2 separate regions of the Homo sapiens genome follow, and region 1 is linked to region 2. The links are chromatin contacts, found by Hi-C in ENCODE. All regions are on one chromosome and are shown on one strand. The core of a region is the stretch at or near the end of the contact, and the rest is flanking DNA. Distances in the headings are between cores, read along the strand shown.

Region 1 (5,806 bases), core at 2,271-4,770, 6.5 Mb after region 2:
ACATGCAACTACCTGGAATATCTTCACCCTTGTCCCCTCACTAGAGGAAGAGGGCTACCTAGCATTTGAAATCCCTTCTTATTTAGGGCACTTGCTTTCCTTTTGAACCTAGGTGTGAGGCTGTAATCCACTCCCAACCCCACTCCCAGCATAGAAGCTGAAAAAGTCACATACTTGCTGTCTCAGCCTCCCTTGCAGCTGAGGAGGCAGCATGTGACCTAGACTCGGCCAATCAGATGTGCCCATCTCCAACTTTCAATCAAGAGCTATTATTAATAATACAAAAAGCAGGTAGGATAGAAATCCACCCTTGCAGTGGGCAGAGGCAACAATGGCACTCACAGGGATTGCCAGGGCCAGAGCTGCAACTGGAGTTTACAGCTGTTCAGCAACGGAACAGTAGGGTCTGCACGAGACTAATTTTGTGGCGTCATTCTGCTGTGATCTTGGACTCTGCCTACCCTAACTTACTCCTGTTCTACTTTCCAAAAGTGATTTTGCAGCCTTCTTGGCAATTCTACAAACTATTCAGTATCCTTCCAGTAAGTTCCTATGAGTTTCTGCTTAAATCAGCCCCATTCAAAAAAAAATTTTTTTTGGCTTCCAAAAGTTATAGTATAACCCCCTCTCACCCCATCATTTTCTGCTAAGAAAACTCATATTCTTTCAAGTCTCACTTCTTAGGGAAAGCATTCCTGCAAAATCTCCCAGGCTGATTCAGAAGCCACCCCTTAGGCAGGATGCGGTGGCTCACACCTGTAATCCGAGCACTTTGGGAGGCGGAGGTGGGCGGATCAGCTGAGGTCAGGAGTTCAAGACAAGCCTGGCAAACATGGCAAAACCCTGTCTCTACTAAAAATACAAAAATTAGCTGAGCGTAGTGGTGCACACCTGTAGTCCCAGCTACTCGGGAGGCTGAGGTAGGAAAATCGCTTGAACCCAGGAGGTGGAGGTTGCAGTGAGCCCAGCATTGCACTGCAGCCTGGGGGACAGAGCAAGACTCCATCTCCAAATAAATAAATAAATAAATAAAGCCACCCTATTTTTTATATTTTTTTCTTTTTCTTTTTCTTTCTTTTTTTTTTTTTTTCTGAGACAGGGCCTTGCTCTGGTCACCCAGACTGGAGTGCAGTGGCAATCACAGCTCACTGCAGCCTCAGCCTCGGACTTAATTGGTCCTCCCACCTCATCCTCCTGAGTAGTTTGGACTGCAGGTGCACACCACCATGCCTAGCTAAATTTTTTTTATTATTTTTTTGTAGAGACAGGGTCTCACTATGTTGCCCAGGCTGGTCTCAAATTCCTGGCTCAAGGGATCCTCCCATCTCAGCCTCCCAAAGTGCTGGGATTACAGTCCTGAGCTACAGTGCTTAGCCTCCAGAAACCCCTTTAATTCTCCCATTTCCTATTATAGCAAGGCTCACATTGCACTATTTCTGCCTGTTTGTCTTTCTTACCACTAAATGGTAAACTCCCTGAGGATGTGTAAAGGGATCATATCTCTCATTTTTGTGCCCCTACATACCACAGAAAAGGGACTCAAATTTTTGATGAAGAAATGAATGAATATTCATTTCTTCATCAAAGAAGAAATGCTGAAGTATGGACGTCAGCACATGTCCAAACTTCACCCCTAGAATGCCCAAAAAAAGTGGGAGAGAAAGGAGGGGCTTAACATGCTGTTCTCCTTTTGAAGGTCACTAATCTTTGCCTTAGTATAATTTATTGTAATATTGAGTATCCCCCACCTAGAATAGTTTTAATATAAAAGAGGGCAGAGGACAACAGCCTATGTACCCTTCCTTCCCTTTCCATATTTTTCCTTACCTTTTCTTCCCATTCTTTGTCTTCTAGCACTGAAAGGGCAGACAGAACCAGGAGGCAAGTACATACAGACCTCTGCCTCCATGGGTCACCCCCACCTTTGTCTCCTTGAGAATGTTCACTTTCCAACTGGCCTCCATGCAACTCGAGGTTTAGCTCTCTCCATGATGAGCAAAGAAAAATCCATGGAAGGGGTGGGGGTGGATGTGGAAGAGGTTCTGCAGTGCACTCCTCTTCTCAGAGGAAACCATTTCAACTCCTCTTTCCACATTTCTCTTCTCCAGAGTTCTCTTATCCACTACCAACCCTCCTGTGCATCCCCTCGAGCCAGCTTTTTCTGACCCAACCTCACATGATGCACTGTCTTGAGGATTTTCTCTCAAGACCCCAGCTTTTTCATTCTTTTATGTTACACAGCAATTCAGCCTTGTCCCTGTGCCTCAACATGCCTGGCAATCAGACCCCTCTTCGAAGGCAGAGGAAGTTATAATATCAAGGTCCCCTTCTCCCAAATGTTTTTCTACCTACTTCCTTTAGTAGAAATTAGGTCCTGCAACTTTCTGATCAGTGTTCAAAGGTTTTAAACATAAATAGACTGAAGTGAATTTTTTGCAAATTGTAATCAGTTAATCTGTAGAAATGCTAAATTTACAATTATCCTTCCCTTCTAAATCCAGGTCCCAAATCCATTCCAGTTTGTGGCATTTCCAGCCATGGAGCAGGATACACCCACTTGGAATGATCCTGATATTTCCCTATTCCTTAACCCATTTCCTATTCAACCCAAGTGCCATTGAGTTTGCCCCTAAATATGCTGAGAATCAACTTTGTTCCATATTTACTACCACCACCCAGTCCAAATCAACACTACCTCTCATCTCAACTACTTCTCGGCCTCTTAATTATCTCCTCCAATCCACTCTTCCTCCCCTCCAATCTGTTCTCCATAAAATAAATTTTTCTTTTAAAATGCACATTTGGTCTTATAACCTTCCTCCTGAGAACTCTTCTGGGGATTTCCATGTGCTTTTACAATAAAGACTAGAATCACTAGCATGACCCCATAGCTCTCCATGATCCTGCATGGCATAATTACCGGGCCTCTCCCTGTCATTCTCTAGCCAAATGTACTTTCTTTTCTTTTAGTTCCTTGAAAAGACCAAACTCTTTCCCACCTTAGGAATTCTGTACATGTTCCAATGTCTCCCTCCCCATCAAACTGATCAGTCCTCCTTCTTATGTAATTTCATACCATTTTACTCTTTTTCTTCACAACACATCATGCTTTGTGATATTTTAGTGTGAAATATTTGCTTAATGTCTCTGTGTGTGTGTACACGTGTGTGTAAAACCACAAAATCCCCTTATCTGCTATTTAATGGGCCTTCAATAAGTAATATTGTTGAGTGAATTTTGTGATTGTGAGGATCAGAAAGCAAGAGGTCTCAGAACACCTGAAGGGGTGGGAAGCAGAGGGTAAACTGTTTTCCTGCAGCTTTGGGGATGAATCAAAACTGTGCCTGAAGAGATTTGTGCCCTGAGTGCATAGATCTGCAGGAATATTGCAGCTCAACCATTTGATATATTGCACCACTGTTTAGCATGATTTATGAAGCTGTTGTTCTGTTTTAACTCAACATGTTCATTGTAAAGGAGTTTCATCCTCAGAGGTTTCATTAATGGAGGCATTGTTGTGTAGTGAGGCAGTAGAAAAAGGAAGTGAGAGATAGGGCTGGCCTACAACCTGTGTAAAGCTTGCATTTCAAGTCCCCTCTGGAGGGAATGCCCATTTCTGGAGTCTTGTTTCCCAATATGCCCATGTCCCCAAAAACATCTGGTCTCAGGCTCTTTCTACATACTAGAGTGCAAACAACTAGTAATAATACCTAAGTCTTAGCTCCTGCAGGGGTGAGAGAGACAGAGGCTCTGACACTGGAATTTTCAGGTAAAACAGATATCCTGTTCTATCTGAAGCACTGATGAAGAAAACATAGAGCTTTCAGCTCTTGTTCCAATGACTAGTTTCTTTCCCAATCTGCATGAAGTTGGTCAGTCAAGCTCACCCAGGCTCATAGACTAGAAGCCCCAGGAAATGAATTATTTCTGTTTCCTTCCCACCATCTCACACACATGCTCTTAAAATATCCATTCCCTTCCCTTGCCTCGGATCCTGGGTCCTGAGACAGGCTCTCACAGCCCAGAGAGTGGTTGTGATGGACTTAGTCTTACCTCAGCTGCTTTGTCTGGTGCTGGGCTGCCAAGGGAGGCATGCATGAGCAAGGCCAGTTCTCCATTCATATCTCAGACTATTTAGAAGAATCCAGTGACAGAGGACGTGGCCTGTGGGCTTTATGCTTGTGATGCTTTCTGCTGCTTGAGGTCGGGGTGGAGAAGAGGCTAGAGCTGACAAGCTTCTCACTCAGGGGCTGAGGTGGGGCACAGCTCCTGTCTGCTGGACTCATAAATCTCCTGGTCCCCACCCCAGGGATCTCAGAGCCCCCTTTGTTCTTTTAATTTTTATTCTAATAAAACCTCCTACATAACATAGGTCTACAAAGACTCTTGGGGAATATATTTCCCTCCCAAACATATTCATTTGAGACACAATTATCAAAACATTTGTTCAGGCCAGGCGCAGTGGGTTCCACCTGTAATCCCAGCAGTTTGGGAGGCCAAGGCAGGCAGATCACTTGAGGTCAGGAGTTTGAGACCAGCCTGGCCAACACGGTGAAACCCCGTCTCTACTAAAAACACAAAAACTATCTGGACATGGTGTCGCATGCCTATAATCCCAGCTACTCGGAAGCTGAAGCCAGAGAATCTCTTAAACCTGGGCAGTGGAGGTTGTAGTGAGCCAAGATTGTGCCACTGCACTCCAGCCTGGGCAACAGAGCAAGACTCAGTCTCAAAAAAAAAAAATTGTTCAGCACACGAACTTTAGACACATTTTATCTGACACCACAAGTCATTCCAAGAGATGAATATACACAGTATCCCTCTGAAAGCTACTTGTCTTCCAGATGTAAAGACATCTGTCTCCATCATTGGAGACAGAATGCTAGTGTTTTGAAATAACCTGTGCTTAGGATGTTGGAGCACAGAAATGCTGCACTTAATTTTGGTACCCACCTCTAGTGCAGGGATTAGTTAGCAACTTTTTCTACAGGTCAGCCAGTAAATATTTTAGGTGTTGCAGGCCATATGGTTTCTGTTGCAACTACTCAACTCTGCCTGTGTATCACAAAAGCAGCCATAGATAATCTGTAAACAAATGAGTGTGACTGTGTTCCAATAAAACTTTATTTACAAAAACAGTGGGCTGGATTTGGCCTGTGGCTATAGTTTATTTCTGCTCTAGAGGACTCTCCTCACTATAATAAAAAAAGTTCTTCCCAGGTTATCACTGTGAAGATATCATTAAGTGGGACACTGTCAAGAGGCTGGTTGACGTTTCACTAGTTCTTCCTGGTTTATACACATCCAAGAAATCTCATTATTTCCATTAACACAAAGATACCAAGAAAGGACATGAATGTTTTTTAAGATCATTTTATCTCAGTACATCAGAATGGCCCAAATCCTTCCAGAATCCTCTCATGTACACTGGGATTGTCTGCTCCACTTGACAGCAGATGGGGTGCAGGTCCTGGAAATGCTTACCTAGTTTCTCCTTTCTCTGTAGTTAGTACTGTATCTGCTGTTGTAAACAAAGCTTTTCAGCCCTTGAGCATGTTAAGATGTAACCTGAAACCAGGTTTGCAAGTTTATTTGTGAAGTAATTTGAAGGAATAGGAAGAATTTGAAGGAATAGGAAAAACAGAGACTTTGAAGTCAGAGCAACCAAGCATCAAATATAGGCTCCTTCCCTTTCTTGCTATGTAACTTTGGGCAGTTTGCATAACCTCTCTGAGCCTTAATTTCCTTATCCACTAAGTGGTAATAATAATTACTTCTACCTCATGGCATTGTCAGCAGTCACTGC
Region 2 (6,444 bases), core at 3,219-5,718:
AAAATAATTTCCCTTTTGGACCTCAGAGTTCTATTTGTAGAATGGAGATGTTTTAGTAGGTGCATGATTTTCCAGCTGAATTTGCAGTGTCCTCAGCAACTATCACTGGGATAAGGTGTATGGGATGCTGAAGATCCTTGCTTTTGTGACAACCTTAGCAGCTGTTCGGGGTCATTTTGCAGAATGTGCTTCCAATAAGATTTTGTACAAACCAAAGCTAAAAATGTTTTAAAACCATAGCACTAAAGGATCTCCAGTGTTTCCTTTATCTTCAACAATCTATGACCAACATTAGTTCGTGTAAGCCTCTCATCCATTGGGTTTATAGTTAAAAATTATGTTTTCTAAATCCTAGGAATGTTTTCGTTTTTTGAGTTTTGTTTTTGTTTCTGTTTTTGTTTTTATTTTTAGTGACGGGGTCTTGCTGTGTTGCCCAGTCTGGCTTTGAACTCCTGGGCTAAAGTGATCCTCCACCTCAGGCTCCCCAGTAGCTGGGACTACAAGCATGAGCCACTGCACCCAGATCCAGGAATAGATTTAAGCTGAGTCACCTCTTATTCTCGAATGGCTCTTCCTCATTTGTCATGTCTGACAACAATAGCCTCCATTTGGCTAGCTCATAGATGTAGTGTCTGGCAGATAGGATGAATGCAATAAATAGGTATCAAATGACTATCTGGTTCCTATAAGATTTATACTCCTAGATTTTAACCAAAGGAACTTATAAGAATGACTAAAAAGTGAAAGGGCAGGCATTCGGCCTAGGGGGTGCCTAAGAAAGACATAAAAATAAAATTAAGGTGTCTGATCCCTAAGATTCAAGAGGTTGACACAAATTCTACATTTATTCCCTAATCCATCTCATTTGGTTTGGAAATGAAAAGAGACATACGGTGCTCTTTGAAAAAGCTGCATCTCTTTTTTGATCTCCGCCTCCACTACCACCGCCTTGACACATGGTGCTAGATTCAGACGCTGAGCCCTTGCCCTCTGGAGATAGTAGGATAAAAAAGTTCAACTCAACCAAAACCACCAGAGGCACCACCAGTGGGAACTGAGATTGTCCCAGAAAGGAAATGCAAGCACTGCTAGTTAGACATTTCTGATAAGGAATCTGTGACCATTGTGGATTGGAAGCAAAAATATATACTTCCTTAGGGTAAGAGTATTCTTTTTCCTATTGCGTCAGGTTTCTAAGGCTCACATTCAACCCCTAGTATTCATAACTAAATCTACTGGGACTATTCTTTTTTAATCTATTCCTACTTCTTTTAAAACTAAGGAAATCAAGACCCAGGATGAGTATAGAACTTGTACAAGGACACATATTTTGGTTGTGGACCTAAAAAATGTGCTTGCTCTTATGAATGAATACTCCTAGACGAAGAAGTGACTTTATCTTTAGGTTTCTCCTCACAGAAGTAGAACAAAAGGTCTATGAGACAATCAATCACCCTATATTTATTGAGCATCTACTATGTGCCAGAGATGGTGATAGACACTGAAGATACTGTCATACAGAAGACACACTTTCTAATTTCATGAAATTTATAATCCTCTAGGAAAAACTCTCAACGAAGTTCTTTTGAGTGAAAGCTAAAAAGTAGTCCAAAGTATTGTGAGCATAGCATAAAACAGATAGGAAGGGGATTCAACCCTATTTGGGGGTCCAGGGAAGGCTTCCCTGAGGAAGAAATGGTTAAGCTGAGAATTGAGCAATAAGAAGAAGACAGATAAGGTAGGGTTCTTTGAAAATTGCATGATGAAAAATTATCTGGACATTTGCTAAAAAGTACATATTTCCAGGCTCCTTCTCTTGGAGAGTCTGATTAAGTAGATCAGGGGATGAGGTTCAGGAATCTGTATTTGTAACTTCCCCAAGTTGTTCTTGCAATCCAAGAAGTTTGGGAAAACCTGAAAGAGGCGATGAGCTGTTCCAGGTGAGAAACTATTCATCCTAAGGCATCACATCAAGGGTAGAGAGGACCTGAGAAAAAACATTTTGACTAGAGGGCAGAGTGCGATGTCAGGTAACGGACAGGAAGCGTTTGCTAAAATTTGTTGTAAGACCTTGGAACCTTGCACAGTAGCTGAGCAGATGCTTAAGTGACTACTGGGATGTAGTAAGGAGAGGACATTGACAACTGCTCTACGGAAGGAACTGAACCTGTTAATTCCTCAGAGTTACCCCCAAATAAATAGTTTGCTTTTATTTTCTTTTAACACTAAGGAGAAATGTAGGTAACTGCATAAGAAGTATTGTTTGTTGAGAAGTCTTAGGCAGACCCCATTTTCAAAAACGCTTCCTATAATGATGCATAAAATTGTGCAGGAAATTACTTTTAGGTTTACATTTTAACAAAATGTAAATAGTCATGGCAAGGAACTTTCCTTCAACCAAAAATCTGGTTGTCTTCTCTTGTGTTAAACATTGTGCTTGAACCTTCTCAGCTGTTTATGCAACTGGATTTCAGGAGAGAATATGTGCCAAGAACATGAACAATTAGCCTTACTTACCTTGTATTTCAGAGAAAGATGCACCATATCTTTAGGTTTATAATCTCCAGCAATGGTTTGCTGAAACTGGCTCATACTGGCTCTTGAGAGCCAATTGTTAGCATCTATTTGCAACTCCGTGTTCAGTGATTTCACATTCATAGCCTGAAATCAGCCATCGTGGCAGCATTTACACTATGAAAATCAGCAATTTATCCCTGTCATTGCCGAGAGCCTGTTGTTAACATTTACCAGCACACCATGACTGACAGGTATTCACATTTTTTAAATTGTGGCAATTTATGCATGAGAATATTCACTGATTTGTCTCCTACAAATAAATACTTTTTTCTCACTGCTCTCCTTTTTATTAAAAAGGAAAGTCTTTCTCAGAATCTTCAACAGGCTTCCATTACTTTTTCTTGGTCAGACCTCTGTCCCATGACCATGCAAGAAAGGCTGAGATAGTGAGTATCTAATCTGGCAAAGCTACCAAGTCAATTGGTAGCTTTGGTACCAATTGGTACATTTGGTTCAAGTGAATCCTGATTCAACTGTGAACTTGGACACAATAATAATCTTGAACAACACTCGAACTCTGTTAGTAAGGGAGAAAGGGACATCATCCTTGGTCAGGAAATGAACGATATTTCCCACTTTAGTAATACAAGAAAGGAATGAATGTGGTCTCTAACACCCAGAAGGCTGAACTGTAACAGAACTAAAATAAGTTCTCTCTATTTTTGCTTGTTTTAACAGCTGCTGGCATTTTATGCCCAGCCTCTTACAGCAGTGGTTCTCCAAGTGTGGTCCTCACATTGGTAACATCAGCATCATCTGGAAACTTGTTAGTAATGCAGATTCTTGGCCCCACCCCAGATCTCCTGAATCAGAAGCTGTGGCGGGAGGAAGTGATGGTGGAGGGGAACATGATAACAGATGTGGTCCAGTCATCTGTGTTTTAACAGGTGCTGCAGGTGATTCTGATGGACCCTCAAATTTGAGAACCTGCCTAAAGAGTGTCTAACTCTATCAGTGTGATAATGTGTAAAGTGAATTTCAGCGAATCAAAAGCACCTTGTTGGTACTAGGCACATAGTAGGCACCATCATTTATTCATTCATTCATTCATTTATTAAGCACTTGCTAGTGTTACCCTGTGTCACACAATCCATTCCCCACTAGCAGCCAGAATGATGTTTTAAAAATGTAATCAGATTGTGCAACTTGCTTGCTTAAAACCTTTCAGTGGCTTGTACAATAAGATGAATACAAACTCTAAGTCACTCCATGTTCTGGCCTGCCTGCCTCTCCAAATTCCTATTCATTGCCTCTTGGTTCCTTGACCAGGCTAAACTTCCTTCTATGAATGACTCTACCTTGTCATTTTAGTTCCACCTTAACACCTTTTCAGAGAAGATTTCTGCATACCTTATCAAAGGTGCCTCAGCTTGCCCCTATTTATCTTTATCACATTACCCACTGATTTTCTTCATAGCATATAAAACTATTGTATCTATTCATTTGCTTATTGTCTGATTCTTCCCCTAGAAAATAAACTCCATGCAGGTGTCCACTGCCTCTCAGTGTCTATGTGGGCCTTGTAATCCTAGAAGTCTCAATAAATATTTGTTGAATGAATTTCTGGGTACCGTCCTAGATGTTTCATAACTGAAATTTGAATTGCTAGAGGAAATTAACAGCAGGAGTCAGCGCTTTGGCAAAGGCACATCATGTCTCTTTCTTTCTTTCTTTCTTTTTGGTTGTAAATTATAATTTATTTCATTTGTAGAAACTTAAATTTACTTACAGGAAGCTCTTCAAAGGATGATGAAACTCACTTGTGAGATCGGTTGGCTTCCGATTAAGAGTAGGCATTATGTTTATTTATTGACGGGATTACTAGGAACTTCAAAAATAATACAAAAATGTTTTTTATCTTGTACCACATCAGATAAGCAAGTAACTGACTCAGAAAATTTATGATAGCCTTACCGTTGTTTTCCCACGGACTGTTCTGGAAATAGAAAGATGAAATCAGACTCCAGTGCCATCTAGTGGTCATGTTTAGTTCCTCAAGAAATAAAATCCAATGTAGTCTAGCACTGATTTTTCACTTTTTGGGAGATATTGGGCTTGTGTATGTGTCTTTCCAATTTCAGATATTACTTTAGAAATTTTAATAAATATTAGATTAATGCAACTGATGCAAGTTGGTCAAATTCTTGAAAATTTATGAGAAATGCTAATCCTTCATGGTGTTATGTTGTAGTAGAAATGGGTTTTATAAATAATAATTGTGATGATAACCCTTCATCAAGTTGTATAATCCTAAGGAACTGAACTATTTGACACCTCCCTTTGGTGATGGACATCAGTGGACACTCAGAGGCAAAGGAAGAATTCAGAATTTCTGATCTCCAATCCCATTTTCACTCTACTTTGTTGCATATGGTGATCTAAAGTTTGATTCCAGATGTCCCATCCTACTCATGTTTTCCATTCTTTCTACTGGCTTATAGTAAGATCTTTTACAAACAATAACCAGATCCTCAGTTTAAGAAGTAAAGTGTCCATTTTAAACAAAAATTAGAACCTCAAAAGTTCTTCATAAAATTATTTTCATCTCCTATGGTCATAACATAATTTATAGGGTCCACAGAAACTAACAGAAATAAATACTCTGGTTGCATCTAAAATGGATCATGCCCTGTGCTTATCTCTTTATGCACACTCAACAACGCTGCACAATCTAATGATTATTCCCTACATTAAAAAGATGAAGAGTAATACTCATAGAATCGGCATTTGTTGAGCCACTAATATATGCCAGGTATCATGCCAGGTATTTTTAATACATTATTTTATTTAATTCTACAAACTTTTCAGAAGTAGTTTTCATCTGTGCAGATGAAGAAACTGAAGCTCAAAGGAGTTGTTAGCCCAAAAACCCATATCTGGAGACTGCAATTGGAGCCCTTCTGGCTGGCTCCATATCTCTGCTCTTTCTAATCATTTTCCAGAAGTTTAAAAGGAATTTTGATTTTTAATTTTTAAAAAAAATTTTTCCCACCACATCATGCCCCATCAGAAGATCAGCAGTTTGAGGGCAGGAACCACATCTAATGCCTGGCATGTAATATCTCAATAAGTATTTGTTGAATGAATTGAAGGAGGCAGGCTTGAAAAGGTTCTAGTTCTCCAGCCAGTCATTTGGTTACCATTCATATTCGTTATTTATTGCTGCATGAGACTTAGTGGCTGAAAACAATAAATAATAAACATTTGCTATCTCAGACTTTCTGTGGTTCAGGAATCCAGAAGCAGGTTACCTGGATCTCTCATGAGGCTGAAGTCAATATTTTGGCCAAGGCTACAGTCATCAAGGCTCAGCTGGGGCGGGATCAACTTGCAAGATCACTCATATGGCTGTTGGCAGTCCCCAGAAGATCTGCATCCAAGCTCATTTGCGTGGCTATTGGCAGGCTTCCTCTCCCTACCACGTGGGCTTCTCCACAGGGCTGCTTCACACACATGGCAGCTGGCTTTCCCCAGGATGAAGTGATCCACAGGGAGTGAGAGAGAAGGCTCAAGATGAAAGCCACAGTCTTTTTATAACCTTATCTTAGCAAGTGGTATCTCATCGCCTCTACTGTATTCTCTTCATTAGAAGTTACCCGTGAAATCTCCCCCTACTCGTGGGGAGGAGATTATATAAGGGCATGAATACTAAGACATGAGAGTCCTTGGGCCATCTCAGAGACTGCCAACCACCACATTCGTGGCATATCCATTGAGGATTGACCCTTGAGATCACTCTGTAATATTACAGATCATTTCCTTCCCATGCTACATGAAAATGTCTTGTAATCTAGCTGAGGCAGGTTCTAACAGTTCTGATATTAGACAAATCCAAATCTTAACTCCTTCATTTTATAATTGTGACCC

The links. Hi-C counts contacts between places; a loop is a spot of excess contacts on that map. Pooled maps may share reads with other maps.
Region 1: a map with no recorded cell type shows a loop between it and region 2 (21-fold over the local background). The contact joins two enhancer-like sites. A Hi-C loop is called at or near these places in 2 of 37 single-sample maps with no recorded cell type and 2 of 50 pooled maps.

The regions. Positions count from the first base shown.
Region 1 is chr10:67,767,236-67,773,041 of GRCh38, forward strand. No RefSeq gene overlaps it. Among named protein-coding and RNA genes, the nearest start is that of TRS-TGA1-1, 5.6 kb to the left of the region's middle. RefSeq lists enhancers at 3,668-3,857, 4,038-4,197. Within about 2 kb of position 3,521, at least 3 of the 41 ENCODE cell types and tissues checked have a DNase peak (open chromatin) inside an H3K27ac peak, as active enhancers do.
Region 2 is chr10:61,279,928-61,286,371 of GRCh38, forward strand. No RefSeq gene overlaps it. Among named protein-coding and RNA genes, the nearest start is that of TMEM26-AS1, 170 kb to the right of the region's middle. Within about 2 kb of position 4,469, at least 3 of the 41 ENCODE cell types and tissues checked have a DNase peak (open chromatin) inside an H3K27ac peak, as active enhancers do.